5 separate regions of the Homo sapiens genome follow, and all the other regions are linked to region 3. A link is an interaction called in ENCODE POLR2A ChIA-PET data of the cell type or tissue named here. Cell type or tissue: MCF 10A. All regions are shown on one strand. Region 1 overlaps TADA2A (transcriptional adaptor 2A). Region 2 overlaps SYNRG (synergin gamma). Region 3 holds the start of DUSP14 (dual specificity phosphatase 14). Region 4 overlaps TADA2A (transcriptional adaptor 2A). Region 5 overlaps ACACA (acetyl-CoA carboxylase alpha).

Region 1 (4,000 bases), 59 kb after region 3:
CACAAAAAAAAAATAAATAAATAAATAAAAAAGCTGAGTGAAAGAAACCAGAAACAACAGAAGTGTACATACAGTATGATTCCATATATATGCAGTTCTAGAATATGCAAAACCAATCTACGCTGATAAAAAAAAAAATCAGAACAGTGATTGTTTCAAGGGTAAAAAAGGCAGCAGGGTTTTAGATATTAAGCCTTTATGAAATGACGGGGAATGTGAAAAGTGACTAGAATTACGTAGAGACCTAATGAAATACTGAAAGATGAAATGATATACTGTCTAGGATACTTGCTTCAAAATAATCTAGAAAGGTGATGGTTTAGGCTGGGTGCAGTAGCTCACGCTTGTCATCCCAGCACTTTGGGTGGCCGAGGTGGGCAGATCACCTGAGGTCAGGAGTTCAAGACCAGCCTGGACAACATGGTGAAACCCTGTCTCTACAAAAATTAGCCGGGCACGGTGGTGTGTGCCTGTAATCTGAGCTACTCAGGAGGCTGAGGCGGGAGAATCGCTTGGACCCAGGAGTCGGAGGTTGCAGTGAGCCGAAATCAACCCACTGGACTCCAGCCTGGGCGACAGGGCAAGACTCTGTCTCAAAAAAAAAAAAAAGAAAAGATAAAAGAAAAGGTGATGGTTTAGATAAAGTAAGATTGGCCACGAGTCAATAATTTTAAGAGTTAGTGATGGGTAAACGGAAATTTATTACCATTATGTAGTAGTTGGTTACAATGACAACCACATTTTCATCTGAGCACGTACTATGAATATGCCTAGCACATGATGTATTATGAGATCCAAGAGAGAAATTTTGGAGTCTATGCCTATACTAAATTCATAACCCTCTTGGGACTTTCAGCCTAAGTACATCATGTGGAGCCAAGAGCCACCCTCACTGTGCCTAATCTGAATGCCTGACCCACAAAACTGTGGGAGATAATAAAATGGTCATTTTTAAGCATGAGGTTTTGAGGTAGCTGTTACATAGCAATAGATAACCAAACATCATTCTCTCTTGTGTATATCTGAACTTTTCTATAATAACAAGTAAAAAAAAAATAATCTGAAGACCACACAGGAGGTCTTCAGATTACACAGGCACTTAGAACTTGTTATACCTTTTGTTAATGACAAAAAAAAAGTCATGATTTGTGAGATTACACTACCAATAAGCAACACATTTTCATCTGAGCACGTACTACGAATATATCTAGCACATGAGGTATTATGAAATCCAACAGAGAAATTTCAGAGTCTATATCTATACTAAATTCATAATCACTCTCAATTCAGCAAGTACCAAAAGACATGTAAATATGACAACACACACATTAGTTGAAGAGACTGTCATTTGTAAAACTGTATTTTAGAATATTAATTGTTTCTCAACCAACTTTACTGTGAGATAAACAATAAAAACTTTCTACATCACAGACACACCAAAGAAGGCACAAGGCAGTTTTACAAAAAGTTGAATTAATATTATTCAACTCCTGGACCAAACCTCAGCACTTCTGAACCACAATCTCTCACAGAAGAGTCTAGAAATCTACATTTATAAGAAGCTCCCAGGCAGTTCTTATGTACTGAAGTTTAAGAATCACTGGTATAAAAGGGTGTGGCAGAAAGAGCTGCCTTGACTTGTTCAAAGTTCTAAGAATTACAAGACAAAAATAGGCATAGAATTCAGAAATCCTGGTTAACACACCACCTACCACAGCATGAGTAACTCCCAAAAATACAGCTCTGTGACATGACAAAAGTACTGAAAACCATTTAAAGTTATCTGAGGCAAAAAAATCAAGTTTTGTGTAGAAAGCTAAAATTTGGTCATCATGCCTATAGAAGGAAAGATTCACTGGGAATAAATAAGATGGGCCACAAAAAGGAAGTATTAGTAACCCCCAAAAGCTCCCCAAAGTAAAGGACAGTACTCTGAAATGTGATTGTATGGGTGTTGAATACGTGAGAAAAGGATGATGTAATCAGAATGAAGTGATGTGGAGTGAAACTTAGTCAGTGCTTTCAGCATTATGAAGAAGACATGATGCCAGAATAGCTAAAGAAAGCTCATGGTCAGCTTTCCTACAGTGAATAAGCATGACTACCAACCTACCCAAGCTATACTGAATTATCCCTTAAGGAGTTATTTCACAATGTGAATGAATAAATTTGTATTCTGGCTCTAGGTATTCTCGCATTAATTTGGGAAAAATAAACCAGCTTTCTGAAGACCTGATAACCTTGGTGAAATTAACTCAAATCCACAGCTACTTTGAACAGTCTCCTAACCCTTCATTTTTGCATTTAAAGGGGGAAAAAATTTATTCCAAGTCTTACAATTACTGAAGCCATTAAAAGACTGAAATTGTTTAGAGATGGATAGAGGAAGGCTAGTTAGTTGGCTCCCAAGAACTCTAACTGGTTCTTTGATTAATTCATTGTGGCCTAGAATCTGACCCTGAATATTATAAGCCCAGAAACTCATTTTAATAGGACTCCACCAATAGTCAGGCTCAGAGATGCTGATTCACCCTTTCTAAACTTTTAAGAGACTGAAGTAAATATACTGCAGTGCTGTAGGAGGCCCAATTCTAAAGATGTTCTCTGGCTGGGCATGGTGGCTCATGTCTATAATTCCAGCACTTTGGGAGGCCTAGGTGGAAGGATAACTTGAACCCCTGAGTTCGAGACCTGCCTGGGCAACATGGAGAAACCCTGTCTCTATTTTTTTTTTCAATAAATAAATAAAATAAAAATAAAGATGTTCCCCTCATCCTAAGATTCCTGTCTTCTGACTAGTCCATCAAACACTAGCGAGGTACTGCTGGGAAAGGACTTTACAGATGGAATAAAGGTTACTAATCAGCTGACCTTAAAGTAGAGAGACTATCCTGGATTACCCTGATAGGCCCAATGTAATCCACATGAGTCCTTATACATAGTTGAGGTGCCTGCTGTGGTGGCTCACACCTGTAATCCCAGCACTTTAGGAGGTTGAGGGTTGAGGTGGGAGGATCACTTGAGCCCAGGAGTTTGAGACCAGCCTGAATAACACAGAAAGACCCCTAGACGCCTGAATAACATAGAAAGGCCCCTAGACCCCTGTCTACAAAATTTTTCTTTTTCTTTTTTTTTTTTTTTTGAGACGGAGTCTCACTCTGTTGCCCAGGCTGGAGTGCAGTGGCACAATCTTGGCTCAATACAAGCTCTGCCTCCCGGGTTCACATCATTCTCCCGCCTCAACCTCCCGAGTAGCTGGGACTACAGGCGCCCACCACCACACCTGGCTAATTTTTTGTGTTTTTAGTAGAGATGGGGTTTCACCATGTTAGCCAGGATGGTCTCGATCTCCTGACCTTGTGATCCACCCGCCTCGGCCTCCCAAAGTGCTGGGATTACAGGCATGAGCCACCAAGCCTGGCCTACAAAAAAAATTTTTAAATTAGCCAGGCATGGTGGCTTGTGCCTATAGTCCCAGCTAGTCAGGTGGCTGAGATAGGATAGCTTAAGCCTGGGAGGTCGAGGTTACAGTGAGCTGTGATTGTGCCACTGCTCTTTAGCCTGGGTGATAGAGTGAGACCCTGTCTCAAAGTAGAAGAGGAAAGCAGAAGAATCACTCATAAAGATTCAGCACAGGAAAGATAAGGCAATAGGAGAGGTCATAGAGATTCCCTGGATTTCATCAACAACCTCAAGGACTTCCTGTGCTCCTGGCTTTGAGGATGGAGAAAGGGGGCCCAGAGCCAGGGAATGCAGACAGCCTGTGGAAACGGAGAACATGCCCTGATCAAAACAGTGGCATCCTTCCTAAAACCTTAAGGCAGTGAATTCTGCCAACAACCTGAAAGAACCTAGAAGTGGATTCTACCCCAGGGCCTCCAGGTGAGAGCCCAGGCTGGCCAACATCTTCATTTCAGCCTTATGGAACCTGGAGCAAACCAGCTGAGCCTAATGATCTTCTGATCCACAGAACTGTGAGACAAATTTGTGTTGTCTTAAG
Region 2 (4,000 bases), 62 kb before region 3:
TTGGAGAATTCAGCCTTTTTGGGGAATATTCTGGTCTAGCACCTGTTGGGGAGCAGGATGACTTTGCAGATTTTATGGCTTTCAGTAATAGCTCTATTTCATCTGAGCAAAAGCCGGATGACAAATATGATGCCCTTAAAGAGGAAGCCAGTCCTGTTCCTCTAACCAGCAACGTGGGCAGCACAGTGAAGGGTGGACAAAACTCGACTGCTGCGTCTACCAAGTACGATGTCTTCAGACAACTTTCTCTGGAAGGGTCTGGACTAGGTGTTGAAGACCTGAAAGATAACACTCCTTCAGGAAAAAGTGATGATGATTTTGCTGACTTCCACTCCAGTAAATTTTCTTCCATAAACTCGGACAAATCCCTGGGAGAGAAAGCAGTGGCTTTCAGACACACCAAAGAAGACTCTGCATCAGTGAAGTCCTTAGATCTCCCTTCCATTGGTGGCAGCAGTGTTGGCAAGGAGGACTCTGAAGATGCACTCTCTGTTCAGTTTGACATGAAATTGGCTGATGTGGGAGGAGATCTTAAGCATGTCATGTCTGATAGCTCTTTGGATTTACCAACAGTTAGTGGCCAGCATCCTCCTGCTGCAGGTGAGGAATTGGTGAGATTGCTCTGGTGATGGTGTTGTAGATTTCAAAGATGATTCTGCGGGTGTTGATTTACATGAGTAAGGCTCTGGCCCTTTAGCTTTATGAATCTCTAATAATCAACCTCTTTATTGCCAGTCTCCTTAAAGCAGTGTTAAATTTGATTCTATGGATACTTGATATGGATACTATGGCTACTGTGGAACTTAGATTGGGTAGCTAAGATATTTTTATTTTTGAAATCTAGCACCAGCTTGGTGTTAGAGGCACATAAAAAGTCACTGCTAAGTGAACCTCACATTGCCAGAAATTTGATAAAGACCTTTGCAGTGCCGGCAGTGTTCCTTCATTTCTGTGAGTAAAATCAGTGTTTCCCTCTCCTTTTTTCTTCTCTTGGGTATACACAGCAACTGCCAGTATAGTATTCTGTTTGATTTACAGAAATTAACTCTTGTTAGGTCAAGAAAGTAAAAATTTCTAACCACTTGTAGTGCAGTTTGCCACATCCTTTTAAGAGAAGAAGAGGGAAAGAGTTTATATATGAATGTTCTGTATGTCAGGGCCTGGCAAAGAGGAGGGTGTGTGTTGTCAGTGGAATCCAGGAGCTGTTTTCAGTGTTAACTCTATTACTGGAAATATTAAGTTGTAACAAATCTGTAGATGCTAGGATAGGGTAACTGCTAACTTTCTGATAAAATGTTTGAAAACATCTTATTAGGGAGCCCTCTTTAAATTCTGTGTAGATTTACATGTAGCAATTTACTCTCTAGTTCAACTTCTGTCATAAAAACTAGATTCCCAAGTGTCCTGGTTTTTCTTTTGTTTTGTTTTTTGATATGTATATAGAAAGATAAACCTATTTTGTGGCCTTTTAATAATGAGAAATATCTCAGTATCACTGTATTATTCTAGAAAATGTATTATGCATATGAAGGATTTGGTTTTGTCTAACTAGGGGGGACACGTGAGACACTTCCAAGTTTACAGATTCAGGCAGAAATTGTAAAGTCCTATAGCTTTTGCATATGTCAAATTGGCAAGTCGGAAAACAAAATTGCATCCATCCTTTGGTTATGGAAATGTTGTAGGTATTGCTAAACAGGCTGCTGAATCAGGAGCAAGTTAGCAGAGACATTGCATGTTTCATGTTGCTACTTGCTAAGGTATTTTTCAAATGCAGTGGGCGGTCTGAAGAGCTCCTGTGCCCTTGACTGTCTACTTTCTGTCTTTTTTTTTTTTTTTGTACTTTTCCTCAGAAATTTTCTTATTTTTTTGCTGCTGTTTGTTTGATAGAGTGATTGTGGGTTTTGTTTTGTTGGTTTTTTTTTTTTATGAGCTGCTTGAACCACAGCAGTTGGTTGCAAAGTGCTCTGTTTTCTGAACAATATTGGATTTTTATTTAAAAATCTCATAACATGTATACTAGCCTTTTGGACTCTGAAGTTATTAATTAGAAACTATTTTTCTGAAAGTGAATCTATATTCTTTCACAGTGCCAAGGTAGATGTCTTTATGAAATGAGGCTAATCCGGGTTTGGGGTGTCTTTTTTTTTCCCCCATTTTATTTGGAGGTTGGTTTTTTTGACCAAGCTTGTTCTTACTGACCTGTTAAAATAATCTTCTGTGCTCATGTTCTTTTATGTATGTTTGGAACATCCTCAGCTTGGAGCCTGTAATGTTCAAGCTAACTCTTCAGTTGGAGGATATTCTTAAAAGCAGATTGTTTCCTCCCATTGATCTGTAAACCTCCTGTCAGAAAGGAGCAGTATCCCTTTAGAGCGGTTGTTAAAAGGGGTTGATGTCTGACCAATGCGCTATATTGCTGTTGTGCAAAATTGCTGCATCAATGTATTGTAGAGGGTAAATGGCAAGGACTTATTCAAAGTAATGTAGTTTTATTTTATCCTCATGTTCACCACAGTATCTCTTGCTCTCTTAGTTTGAGGGTTAAAGGTACTTCTTGTTGGAGAAATAAGAAGTGAGCTGATGAAGAGAGAATAAAACCTGGTAGATTGCTATCTGCGGACCTTAATCCTGTTTAGAAGCCCTAACTTAACTCTGAAGGGGATACTGTCTCTTTTAACTCTTGCTATAATCATTTGTATGGAAGGTAGATAATACTGATAACATTGCCTGATTTCTCTGCGTATTATTACATTTAACCCTTTGAGGCCTTGCTGCATATAATTTCAACTAGGCTGTTTTTTCCCCCTGACTAAATTTAATCTGCGGCACTGAAGCATCTTGACGTGCAGTCATTAAAATCATATGGTTTTATTGGCAGCAAGAGCTGACCCTCATCTGTGACATTTTCAAAGGGTTAGCAAGACTTCTGTAGCTACCTACCTACCTATCTGTAAAGTAGCTCTTCTTTGACATTGAAAATCTTTGTATTTTAATTAGCACCTTTTTTTTTTTTTGGCTGCTTTTCTGATGTCTTTTTTTCAATTTAGACATTTTCTGTGTGAATGTGCCTTCAAATTTACTTTAGTATATTCCTCTGCAAATACTGATCTGCATGCTTATTCTGATGACTTCTTTTCCAGCTCTTCTGTATCACTCTCTTTTGTGATCTGTAAGTCTTGTGTTAATAAATAATTCTTTGGCATATTTTGAAAGTGTGGGGATGTGTGTAATTTGTACTTTTTCAGGGTTAGACCAAAGAAATACCTGGCTGATACCAAGTTTAAAGCAATAGTATCCTAAGACTAGAGGGTTTTCCCCTTTTGTTTTGTTTCGTCAAACACTTGTCTCCTGAGAAAGTATTGGTACATTTTAGCCTTTGTTTCTTATAATTCCATTAATGTAAGTTTTTAACATGGCATTGGATTGAAATAGAAAATTAAACTTAAATAAGAATAAACCTTACACTACTTTACATGATAGGGAGAAAGAACATTTATTGCAGTTTCTTCTCTTGAAGAAACTGATCATATTTTATTGTAGAGAATCTGTCTCTACTAGGCATTACATTGAAGAGAAGAGAAGGGGAAGGTGGGGAAAAAGACCTAAGAGTTGAGTGTTGTGGAAAGAGTTAACTATAACTATCTAGTTATGTAATAACTAGTTATTAGATATATATCATCAAATAATATTGAAATGGACTTCTGAGCACAGTAAATGTAAACTGTATTTAAATTGATAATCTGCATAATGGAAAGTGTTCTGTATTAATAGCAGGAAGTCTTGAGGATGGAATTTGATTTGAGTTTGAAATTGGGTACTCATCCGGGCACGGTGGCTCACACCTGTAGTACCAGCACTTTGGGAGGCCAAGGTGGGTGGATTGCTTGAGGCTAGTAGTTCATGACCAGCCTAGGCAACATGGCAAAACCCCATCTTTACCAAAAAATACAAAAATTAGCCGGGCACGGTGGTGGGCTCCTGTAGTCCCAGCTACTCA
Region 3 (4,000 bases):
CAACAACTAACAATAACCAAATCGCAGCTCAAGGGAGTGGAGCTTCCAGACACACGCACAACTCTGCAAAGAATACAGCACCTTTGTTCCCCTGGTTTTAGAGAGCAGGAAGGAAATGAGCGGAGAGAAACTGTGACTTGTCCAGTGTTACTTAACTTTGTGGCAGAGCTGAGTCTCAGGCATGGAGCTGCCGGCTGGCCTCGGCCTCTCTGACTCTTAAGTGATCTGTAGAATGTCAGGGAGGACGGTCCAACATTCCATCATACTTCTGAGTGGCCTTAGGGACTAGGAATTCCAGGAGACTCTGGGTTAAATCTCTTGGTCCCTATTCTTTTAAGGTTACTAAGGATACCCGGAGTTTGCTCTTCGCCTCCGTTTTTACATCTGTAAAACGGGATGGTAACGCTCTCCACCCCCCTCTCTTATAAAACGATAATGAACAGCTAACGAGTTAACACACACTAAATGTCCGGAGGTCCTGCTGGATAGAAAGTACAAGGTGGTTTTAAAAAAAAAAAATCTCTGCATGGTAAAACTGCATTTGTAAGTCGCTCCTCCTTCCCTAGCCTCTGGGATGCCCAGTTACCATAACACTGGCTGGTACCACTGGCAACATCCACCTAAATAAAATACAGTTATACAATCCACTTAAGGCGGCCACAGCACGCACCCCCTCTTTACAAACAACAACTCAACTTCGCTCCGGAGCAAGGGTACTTAGGAGAAATAAAAAGACAGATGTTAGCACCGCGCACACCCATCTACCACCGCAGAGAAAGACTCAAGTTGGACACTTGGCATCGCTGAAAGTCAAGTTGCTTCTATCCATGCACCAGAAACCTCGGGGAGATGCAAAAAGCGGCGGCGCGCTCCAGAGCGGGTGGATGCCAGCGAGAGTAGGCGGCCTCAGCGGGGTCGGAAGGCGACGGAGGAGGCGCGGCCGAGGCTGCTGGAGCCCCGGGGCACAGGGACAGGGTCGCGGGGGCGGCGCGGCGCGGCGGGGGAGCGGCAGGGGGCGCACGCTCAGGGCCGGCGAGGGTGCGCTGCGGAAGGTCTCGGGCCTCTCCTCCGCGGGCCGCCCCGAAGAGTCAAGGACCGCCAGGGAGCAGGTGGGGGCGCCGGCACAAAGTTTCCAGAGGCGGGGTCGCGCGGGCCTCTGGGTCCCCCTGCGCCCAGGGACCCGAAGCGCGAAGTCCCGCCCTCCCGCCCCACCCCAACACCTTCCCCACAACCCCCACCCCCGGGCCTGCGGGTCCCCTACCGGCGCGGCGCGGCGCGGAGCGGGTTGCGGTTAGGGCTCCGTCCTCCTGCGCGGCCACCGGCTTCTGCGGGCTGGGCGCCGCGCGCGCCGCCTCCTCCTCCCTCCGCCCGCGCCCGGGGCGGGCCGCGCGCACGCTCCCTGCGCCTGGCCGCCCTCTCCCGAGGTGGGGGGACGCGACGCGGGGCGGGGGGACGCGCGGGGCGGCAGGCGGCGCGCGTGCGCGCTGGGCTTCTGCGCCGTGCGGTGTGGTCCGGGCGCGCCCTAGCTCCCGAGGCAGCAGCCTCCCCTAGAGCGCTCCTCCGTGCAGGTCCCCTGGTCTCTTACCCTGCCTCACACACCGGCGACCCCTCGCTTCCCCAGTCAGCGTCTGCGTATGAGCCGGGCTCGAGGCGGGCTGCGGGGGCGCTCTGCTGGGGTGCTTTCGGGATTGGAGAGGATTAAAGGCGAGAAAGCAAATCCGATACAGGTGTGAAGCCGCCGCGGGTGGCTCGGGACGGCCTCGACCCCACCCCACCGCCTCCCTAGCCCGGAGAGCCCGGGGGTTGGGACCCAAGAGCGAAGGGAAAATCAGTAGCGCGGCAGTTCCTGGCTGACGCTTGCTGGAACAGGTACGGGCAGCCGTGGCGCCCGAGACCCGGAGGTGAACATGCAACCTCCGTGCGCATCTCCACCTGCTCTCGCCACGCCAAGGTGCCGTCCGAGTCTCGGAGCCCACACCCACCTCCCGAGTCCCCGAGGCAGGGCAGGGGTTCTCCGGAGCGCAGGCGGGACACGGGCATTTGAGGGCTCATTTGCTGTGTGACTCTGAGGGTCTTTTAAAATTCAGGTCTGCCCATCTGTAACATAAGTCGGTGCGAAACGGACGTTTTCCAGCACAGCCCCGCCTCCCCTCCGCCTCTGGCAGGTGAAGGGAGACACGTGGGAGGCAAAGCGACTTCCTCAAGGCTCTGCCGTGAGTCAAGGCACCTAAGAGTCCTGACTCCATGCCCAGTCCTTGACTCACCAGCCCCTGCTCCTCGCCGTTGCAAATGGTTGGCCTCAGAATTGCTGAGCAGTCAAAACGAGTAGGCATGGGTTTGCGGGGAGGGGTGGAGGGGAGAAGTAAAACCCGCGTTTGGGGTTTACATCTCCCGATGTCCTCAACCAAAAGCTTTGAAGCTTTTTCATGTTCTTCCCGATCTCCACTGCCCAACCGGCTTCAGAGTCATCCGGTGCGTGCTGGACTATCTAAAAGTTAGTGATAATTTTAATCATAATCCTGGGAAACGAAAAAGGCCCAGACTAGAGAGATTTATTTTCGTCTTCGTAAAAAGAGAATCAAAGCTTTAAAATTAGGCAAAATTAATCTAAGAGAAAACAAAGCAGCATACTTTGCTAGATTCAGGAAACCACTGAGTTCAAATCGTGCCTGGGAAAAGCATCTTCCTAAAACTAAATTGTGACGTCAGTTCACTTAGTGACTTACTTGTTTACATGCCAATACGAAAAGAGCAAATCTCTAACAGAAAGGATTGTGTGTTTTCATTTCTGCTCAGCACCCCCTAGTCCTTGAAGCTTCAGTCAATTCAATGACTCAGCAACACAAATAGATGCATCCCTCTTCACATTCCAGCTTGTTACACTGTAGGCAGGTTTCCAAAACAAGCTCTAGTGACAAGGAGCTAGGCATTTTCATGGATTATGGGAACTAAACCTACCATGAAGAGTCAGTGAAGAGGGAGGTGGGCTAAAATAGAGTTTGTGTTGTGTGCGATGTGCGTGTCAAGATTTAGAGATTTAGAGATTAAGTAGAAAGAAGTGCTGGAGTCAGACCATTTAATGACTGTACAGACATGCCCTGGGGTAGGGAGGCGGTTTATGCCTTTACAGAATGTGGAAGTGCGGGCTTATACATGCCTGTACCAAAAATGCAATTTGAAGTTATTCTCTTCTGGACCAGCACTGTCCAGTAGAACTTTGTGTGATGATGGACATGTTCTGTATCTCCACTCTCCAGTACAGTAGCCACTAGCCTCATGTTGCTACTGAACACGAAATATGGCTAGTGTAACTAAGGAAGTGAATTTAAAATTTTATTTTAGTAAATTTAGATAGCCACATGTGGCTAGTGGCTACCTTACTGGACAGCACATTTCTGGACTATAAGTATGTGAGTTTTTTTATAGGTGTCACTTTTTCTTCTTTTTTTTTTAAGATAGGCTTCAGGATGGAGTGCAGTGGTGCAATCATGGCTCACTGAAGCCTCCACTTCCCGGGCTCAGGTGGTCCTCCCACTTCAGCTTCCCAAGTAGCTGGGACTACAGGCACGCCACCACGCCTGGCTAATTAGTTTTTATTATTTTGGGGGGGACGGAGTTTCGCTCTTGTTGCCTGGGCTGGAGTGCAATGGCACGATCTCGGCCCAGCGCAACCTCCGCCTCCCGGGTTCAAGTGATTCTCCTGCCTCAGCCTCCCGAGTAGCTGGGATTACAGGCACGCACCACCACGCCTGGCTAATTTTGTGTTTTTAGTAGAGACAGGGTTTCTCTACGTTGGTCAGGCTGGTCTTGAACTCCCGACCTCAGGTGATGCCCCCTGAGGTTATAGACGTGAGCCACCGCACCTGGCCTTGTTATTACTAAAGAGACCTAGTCTCTTTAAATAATATGTTGCCCAGCCTGGTCTCGAACTCCTAAGCTCAAACAATCCTCCCACCTCAGCCTCCCATAGTGCTGGGATTAGAGGCATGAGCCACTGCGC
Region 4 (4,000 bases), 79 kb after region 3:
ATTACAGGCGTGAGCCATGGCACCTGGCCAGTATAATTTTTTTATCCATAGTTATGGCTACTTGAATTTACTTCATACATACCCCATAATTCTCTAAATTATTCTACCGTGGTTTACTCTTAGAAACAAGTTCCACATCAAGGGGGAGGTGGGATGATCTTTCCTTTATCTTACCACTGACACATTTCTTATCAAGGTGCCTGAAACATGTTATTGGTCTAAACAGAAATCCCATGGCTTTTCTAGGTTTAACTACAGGTTAATCAGAATATGCCTGGTCCATCTCAGCCTCATTTTCTTTTTTTTTTTTTTTTCTTTTTTTGAGACAGAGTCTCACTCTGTCGCCCAAGCTGGAGTGCAGTGGCACAATCTCAGCTCACTGCAAGCTCCGCCTCCCGGGTTCATGCCATTCTCCTGCCTCAGCCTCCCAAGTAGCTGGGACTACAGGCGCCTGCCACCATGCCTGGCTAATTTTTTTTATTTTTTACTGGAGACGGGATTTCACTGTGTTAGCCAGGATGGTCTCCATCTCCTGATCTCGTGATCTGCCTGCCTCGGCCTCCCAAAGTGCTGGGATTACAGGCGTGAGCCACCACGCCCGGCTGCTTCATTTTCTTGTAAGACCCAGGGTCATATGTTTGTGTCATGTGTTCAATGGGTAATCAATATGTATTAATTGATTTTATTTTGATACTCATAATTCCCTTAGAATCAGAGTCAAAGGGCTTTATTGCCTAACTTCATCGTTTATTTTTCTTCCTTGATCAACTTCCACTCTAGTTTGCTATTAATAGTCACCTGAAGGCCGGGAGTGGTGGCTCACACCTGTAATCCCAGCACTTTGGGAGGCCGAGGTGGGTGGATCACCTGAGGTCGGGAGTTCAAGACCAGTCTGGCCAACATGGTAAAACCCTATCTCTACTAAAAATAAAAATAAAAAAAATTAGCTGTGTGTGGTGGTGCGCGCCTGTAGTCCTAGCTACTCAGGCGGCTGAGGCAGGAGAACCGTTTAAAGCCGGGAGGCAGAAGTTGCAGTGAGCCAACATCATGCCACTGTACCCCAGCCTGGGCAACAGAGGGAGAGTCCATCTCAAAAAAAAAATAATAATAAGTCACCTGAGACTTGTTCCCACTGTACTTACTGCTAAAGGAACCCAAACGGTCCATTCCCTAATTGGCAACGAGTGCTGCTTTGGTCTTCCTCAGCAGAGCTTCTTCAAGACTTCAGAACCGGCCAACACATACACCAAAGCTTGATGACTCCCTAGGAACAAACAAAAGTGGCACATGGATCAGAAAATCATTCAAAGGGACAAGATAAAGAGAAGATATGCAACATACTCAGCTCTGCCACATCTTAGCTTTGTAATGTTGAAAAATTATTCCACCTCTGAAAACCTGTTTCTTCCTCTGTAGTGGGTATAACAGTGCCTACCTTCCAAAGTTGTGAGAATTAAATGTTATAATCAAATATCATAATCCATATAAGTAATGTAGCATGGTACCTGGTCCTCTATAAATGCTACATATTTTTCTTTTTTATGAGGAAGGATCTGGGTCTATGGGGCACTGAGGGTGGCAGGGGCAAATGCTACATATTTCTAATAAACAACTGTTGGCTTTCTCTACTCAGCATCATTTCTCTCCTTAGCTGCCATCTTTATTTGGGAAACTGACCCTCCCACATTTCATGTGATACTGGTGGGGCTGCCAATCACAATACCCCATTCCCCACCCCTGACAAAAGCTAAAGCAACCAGGTCTCTTCTTCCAGAAATCTGGATCTTGAGTAAGACATGAAAGGACAGAAGGCAGTTGGAGCTTAGTTATTCACTAGAATTCATTCAAAGAATTCAGTCCATGTGCTCTGGCTGTTGAAATCCCTAGCCCCAGGTGGCTCAACTGTTTAACTCTTCTCTCATTTCTCTCTCTTTAATAAACTTTAATAAACTCAACTTTAATCATAAGACTGAACGAGTTTCTGTAACTGGAAACCAAAAAATCCTATCTATTACAACATACATTTGTTCCTCACTCTTTCAACAAGTACGTAACAGGGCCAGGCACAGTGGCTCATGCCTGTAATCCCAGCACTCTGGGAGGCTGACGTGGGAGGATTACTGGGACCCAGGAGTTCAAGACCAGCCTGGGCAACATAGGGAGACCCCATCTCTTAAAAAAAAAAAAAAAAAGTTAGCCGGGTACAGTGGCCCATGCTTATGGTTCCAGCTACTCAGGAGGATGAGGTGGAACGCTTGGGCCTAGGAGGTCGAGGATGCAGTGAGCCACCACTGCACTCCAGCTTGGAGGACAGACTAAGTCTCTTTTTCTTTTTTTTTTGGAGACACAGTCTGGCTCTGTTGCCCAGGCTGGAGTACTCATTGCAACCTCTGCCTCCCAGGTTCAAGGGATTCTCATTCTCCATTTGGTTCTCATTTTTGATTCTTGTGTCTTGTGCCTCAGCCTCCTGAGAAGCTGGGATTACAAGCATGTGCCACCACCATACCTGGCTAATTGTTTTGTATTTTTAGGAGAGACAGGGTTTCACCATGTTGGCCAGGCTGGTCTCGAACTCTTGGCCTCAAGTGATCCGCCCACCTCGGCCTCCAAAAGTGCTGGAGTGCTGGGATTACAAGTGTGAGCCACCATGCCTGGCCCAAAGTATCTTCTTTGAAGCAGAAATAAAATAATATTTTACACTAAGTCAAAAAATAATCCTTCTTCTGTACACTCACAGCTTTTTGTTTTTGTTTTTGTTTTTTTTTGAGACTAAGTCTCGCTCTCGTTGCCTAGGCTGGAATGCAATGGCACGATCTCAGCTCACTGCAACTTCCGCCTCCCGGGTTCAAGCGAGTCTCCTGCCTCAGCCTCCCAATTAGCTGGGATTACAGGCGCGGGCCACCAGGCCTGGCTAATTTTTGTATTTTTAGTAGAGACGGGGTTTCACCATGTTGGCCAGGCTGGTCTCGAACTCCTGACCTCAGGCGATCTGCCCACCTCAGCCTCCCCAAGTGCTGGGATTACAGGCATGAGCCACCGCACCCGGCCCACTCACAGCTTTTTATCTGGCATTTTTCACATTCTACTTTGTGAGTATTACTTCTGAATGTCTATTTTCCCCCACTTCTAAATTAAGTGAAAGCAGGCTGGGTGTGGTAGCTCATGTCTGTAACTCCAGCACTTTGGGAGACTGAGGCAGATGAATCTCCAGAGGTCAGGAGTTTCAGACCAGCCTGGGCAACATAGTGAGAACCCCGTCTCTACCAAAAATACAAAAAAATTTGCTTGGCGTGGTGGCGGGCGCCTATAATCCCAGCTACTCGGGAGGCTGAGGCATGAGAGTTGCTTGAACCAGGCAGGTGGAGGTTGCAGTGAGCCGAGATTGTGCCACTGCACTCCAGCCTGGGCGACAGTGCAAGATCCTGTCTCAAAAATAAATAATAAATAAGTGAAAGCAGAGACTATATCGGATACCTATCTGTATGCTTTTAAAATGCCAAGCATACAGGAGGAATACAATAAACACATAGTAGTGGACTAATAAATGTTAATTCTACAAAAGGTTAATTTATCTTTAGCTTTTCTGAAGTGATTTTTTTCACCCTGGTAATTTTTAGCTTGGAGAATAATTCATCACTAAGTGTGGGCAACATTTCTGCTAACGCTGCCATCAAAGAACTTTCCCTTTTTGGGGTGGGGTAGGTCTCCCTTTGCTGTCCTCTCAGGAAAAGTTGAGCTCTGAAGAAAAATGAGTCTAGCAAGGGTGTATTACGAACGCAGCAATCAAATAACTGCCAAATTTACTGAACTTTTTCAATTTGCTAGGTACCCGTGGGTACCAAGGTGTGGGGATTCTTTGAATCCTCACTCCCACACTTTTGGGGCAAGCTGCTTTTTCAAAAGCAAGCAAGCTCTGAAAGAGTATGTTACTTGCGCAGTGTCTTACAAGGGATAGCTGTGTCATTTCAAATACAGATGTCAAGGCTGGACGCAGTGGCTC
Region 5 (4,000 bases), 130 kb after region 3:
TAATTATTGTGAAATATGAATCCCTGTTCTGTAAAGTCCACATCTTTCCTAAGTTCTCTGCTTCCAATCCCTGTTATTTAATTAACTTATTTATTTAGAGATGGGGTCTTTTTACGTTGCCAGTGCTGGGGTGCAGTGGCTATTCACAGGCGCAGGCACAGTACACTACATATAGACTTGAACTCCTCGCCTCAAGCCATCCACCCACCTCAGCCTTCTGAGTAGGTGGGACTACAGTCCAGGTACGTGCCACTGTGCTTGACCCTATTATTTTAAAAATGGGTTGATAAATTCTTAGGGAAGCCCCACTTAGTGGGATTATGAGGGCTCCTAGATAAATATTGTTCCTTGTTGACCAATCTTTCCCTCTTTCTGCCTCAGCTTCCGCCAAGAACTTCTTACCTGGGCATGTATTTCTATCCTATTCACTTTTTACTCTCTGGCGTGGAACTTCTTCCTACCAAACTGTCATCCTCTGCACCTCTCCTGGCCTTCCTCACAAGTTTGTAAGCATTAAGAAGGTGCGCTGCATGCTTCATTAAATTCCTCCTTGGAAGGGCTGAGTTCACCCTGTTCTTCTCAAGTGCAATTTTCTCCAAGTTTCTTCCCTACGCAATGTTTGTATTGTGTTGGGACCCCTTCCAGTTATTATTAATTTTCAACACACAGCTACCATGAAAGTCTTGCTATGAAGTAACTGGCAAAACTAGAGACACCGACTGGCTTCCTCTCAAAGGCTCGGCGTGCCCACAGTGGAGGACGGGAAGCATTCTCCAATCCGAAAAGTCTGGAACGCTGTGGCAACTATTTTGCTCAGGGCAGGCAGAAGACGGTGGTTCTTTGGTACATTCCCCTTCTTACTGAGCTTCGTTTACTGAGGCTTCTCCTCAACACGCCAGGATCCAGCATGTATAACACCTTTGGAGTGGGCTGTCTCGGGGCTGAGGAGCGAAACGGGGGGCTGGTTATGGAGTTCCAGCATGGGGTTACTTAGCTCGCCCAGACTTGGAAACCAGCCAGCGTGATGAGGACAGGTAGTGGACGCGATTGCCCACCCCTTGTTAATGTGTTAGGATTAAACAGACAAACGGGCCCGCACACCGCCTGCCCCATTCTAGCCCGCCTTAATTCTGGGTTCCCTTTCCCCGCCTCTACAGGCCGGCTAGTCCTGGCCCCTCACTTGGGACGCCTCTGTCCCTGATGCGAGGCGCATGCGGGACCGCTTCCCCCACTCCCCTCTCCGCCAGGAGGAGGAGCCGAGGGGTTGGCCCCGTACCCGGCTGTGGCAGAAGGGGCCGCGAAGGCCGGGCCAGGGGCGCCACGACTGCCCAGGGCCCGCCCGCGGCCCGCCCGCGGCCCGCCCGCCCTCTAGCCGCTGGGCCCCGAATGGCAGATCCGCGCTCGGACCATCGGCATCGCCTCACATCGCTCCGCCCCGCGCCGCCCTCCCATTGGCTGCCGCTGAGCCCTCGGGCCCGCGCCTCGCCCCCCGGCGGCCCTGGCAGCGCCGCAGCCCGGAGCGGGGTCGGAGGTGAACGGCCTGGAGTAACCCCGGACGTAGTCACCTCATGGAGCTCGCCGGCTGAGGTGGGAGACAGGGGCGGGGCGGGGGCGGGTCAGGCCCCTGAAGCCCCGCCCCTTCTCCGTGTGCCGGGCCGGCCTGGTGCTGCACGCCTGTCAGCCATCGCCCGAGCCGCCGGCGTCTCCTCCCGCCCAGCAGTTCCTCCACGCAGGGGCTCCGGAATCGCCCGACCGCACACGTTGCCACCCTGAGGTGAGGTGAGGGCCGGCCCAGAACCTGTGACCGGGGACCTGGAGAAACTGGGGCCAAGGGAGGGGCGGCGGCAGGCAGGGGGCCGCCTCCCAGCCTCCGCTCACCCGCACGCGGCCTGGGCTCCACACTATCCAGATCGGGTGCGGGGCAGCCCAGCCCTTCCCGCAGCTCTGAGGCCTTGAGGTCCCCTCCCTAGAGACATGGAGAGGTCTGGGGTCTCGGGAGGTGGGGATTCAGATCCCGGAACTGGGAGGCGTACAGTTCAGGGCTCCTCTAGGAAGGGGGGCTGGAGTTTCTGCCTGGAGCTCGCCCGCCACCCCTCTTGCCCAGCTCCAGCGTGGTCTGATTCCTTCCAGACCCCTCTCCAATCCGATTCTGGGCTCGGGAGAGGGAGAAGACCACGTGGGAAGGGGGCGTTGCGGGTTGGGTCTGATTGCATTGAAAGTCCTTTCTCTCTTGCAGAGTGAGGTGTGGGGTGCAGACCTCACTTGCTCTCTCCGTGCCTTTGTATCGTGGCGAGAGCCAGGGCCAGGCAGGTTGTATCTGCCAGTTCCTGTTCCCAGGATTTTATTATGTTCTCTGCGAGGGACATAGTAAATGTACATGCCTTTTGTTACTCTCCTCGTTTGCCATGCTGATCAAGGGAAGTTACTGGAAATAGGACGTAGGAAGCTGATGTGAAGCTAATGATTTCACAGGAAAATGTGCGTGAAGGTCCTGCCCGGATCGGGGCCAACATTATTTTGGATTTGAGAGTGGGAGAGTGGACACTAATGGACACTTGAAATCACCTCTAAAAATCAGGGACTTCGTGTAGGCCTTGTGGGTTCTATAGAGACATTTAAGAATATAACTGCTCAGGAGAAATAGTTTAATTTCAGATATTTTTGTTTGGAGGTTTAAGACTGGAATAAAAAAAAAGACCCTAGGCCTTCCTGATTCTGTTTCTACTTAAGCGATGTTTCAGTAATTTCCTAATGTGTGGATAAACCTAATAACCACATCTTCAGTCTCAGAAGTTTATTTCCTTGGATTTTCTCTCTCTTTCCATTCATTTTTTCCCTCCCAATTCGGTAGTATAGATTGAGAAGCATGCTTTCTTTGGTTACATGGTCTTTTCTCACTCAGCAGGGAAGAATACTCATATTTGTCCCTTCTTGAGGGGGATGCCCTGGATGTCTGTGATGAGAAGGATTTCTGTGGTGCTTATTTGACAGGCACTTTTCAGAAAAGCATTGTGGCCTAATAGAGCAGGACCACAGTTTACCTGTCCAGATAGATGCCTGCTTGCTACAAATAGCAAGTTTTTTCCCACTTCTCTTGCCTCAGTTTCTTCATTTCTCAGTAAAACTGAATGCATAACAGGAGGACTGATGTGAACCCAAGAATATTAAACATTTTAAAGTGGGCATATGAAAGATGCCAAAGGTAAAGTATTAATTTATGAAGCCATCTGTGTTTACTAGTGTTGTAGAATTTTGTTGTTGTTGTTTTGTTTGTTTGTTTGAGATGGAGTCTTGCTCTGTCACCCAGACTGGAGTGCAATGGTGCGATCTTGGCTCACTGCAACCTTCGTCTCCTGGTTTCAAGAGATTCTCATGCCTCAGCCTCCCGAGTAGCTGGGATTACACGCGTGCGCCACTACGCCTGGCTAATTTTTGTATTTTCGGTAGAGACAGGGTTTCACCATGTTGGCCAGGCTGGTCTCCAACTCCTGACCTCAGGTGATCCACCCTCCTCGGCCTCCCAAAGTGCTGGGATTATAGGCATGAGCCACCACGCCAGGCTTGTTTTGTTTTGATTTACCAGTGCATAATAGAAATACATCAAGCATAAGATTAAATTGCTTTTTAAAAAGGAAGTCTTGGGAAATGGTGGCATTTATCTTAGTGAATTTATAGTTCAAAAACTAGGTAATGCTGAAGACCTGGTATTGTGAAAGCCAGCCTCAGAGAACGCTCTCTCATCTGATGTTGACCTCTCTAAAGTGCTGTGAACAGGTTCAGGTGTAGATCACTATGTAACATTATTTCCTTTGCAGTCAATGACTAGGAAAATTTTTATACCTGTCACGTGGACTGGTTTAACAGGTTTAGGGCTAGTGTTTTTCTTTCTTTAAAATCTTTTTTTCCTTTAATTGGATGGCTAATATCCTAATAGTCTTAGTTGAGGAAAGAAGTAAATTAAAATACAAACTGTGGAATAATGCATTAGAAATTAGTATTT

What was found. Peaks named below come from ENCODE experiments on the same cell type or tissue, not always from the same donor. Only the 100,000 strongest peaks of a DNase experiment are listed, where the experiment ranks them.
Region 1: POLR2A ChIA-PET joins it to region 3 with 13 read pairs; 12 of 35 experiments call an interaction of 5 or more read pairs at or near these places.
Region 2: POLR2A ChIA-PET joins it to region 3 with 10 read pairs; 5 of 35 experiments call an interaction of 5 or more read pairs at or near these places.
Region 4: POLR2A ChIA-PET joins it to region 3 with 13 read pairs; 17 of 35 experiments call an interaction of 5 or more read pairs at or near these places.
Region 5: POLR2A ChIA-PET joins it to region 3 with 12 read pairs; 7 of 35 experiments call an interaction of 5 or more read pairs at or near these places.

Annotation. Positions count from the first base shown.
Region 1 is chr17:37,428,188-37,432,187 of GRCh38, reverse strand. The region is part of intron 4 of TADA2A (transcriptional adaptor 2A); the gene reads right to left. Among named protein-coding and RNA genes, the nearest start is that of TADA2A, 23 kb to the right of the region's middle. In MCF 10A, no CTCF peak of the experiment used is centred here; DNase peaks (open chromatin) are centred at 1,667 and 2,007.
Region 2 is chr17:37,549,715-37,553,714 of GRCh38, reverse strand. SYNRG (synergin gamma) reads left to right here. Exons shown (of 22, transcript NM_007247.6): 14 at 1-600. Among named protein-coding and RNA genes, the nearest start is that of SYNRG, 58 kb to the left of the region's middle. In MCF 10A, no CTCF peak of the experiment used is centred here; a DNase peak (open chromatin) is centred at 1,734.
Region 3 is chr17:37,487,220-37,491,219 of GRCh38, reverse strand. DUSP14 (dual specificity phosphatase 14) reads right to left here and starts at 1,329. Exons shown (of 3, transcript NM_007026.4): 1 at 1,262-1,329. RefSeq lists an enhancer at 1-229. In MCF 10A, a CTCF peak has its summit at 1,011 (motif pointing right); DNase peaks (open chromatin) are centred at 859, 1,459, 2,239 and 2,849.
Region 4 is chr17:37,408,533-37,412,532 of GRCh38, reverse strand. TADA2A (transcriptional adaptor 2A) reads right to left here. Exons shown (of 16, transcript NM_001166105.3): 2 at 1,143-1,264. The coding sequence starts at 1,167. Among named protein-coding and RNA genes, the nearest start is that of TADA2A, 3.6 kb to the right of the region's middle. RefSeq lists an enhancer at 3,831-4,000. In MCF 10A, no CTCF peak of the experiment used is centred here; no DNase peak of the experiment used is centred here.
Region 5 is chr17:37,356,773-37,360,772 of GRCh38, reverse strand. All of the region lies in intron 1 of ACACA (acetyl-CoA carboxylase alpha), which reads left to right. Among named protein-coding and RNA genes, the nearest start is that of C17orf78, 17 kb to the left of the region's middle. In MCF 10A, a CTCF peak has its summit at 1,326; DNase peaks (open chromatin) are centred at 1,502 and 2,172.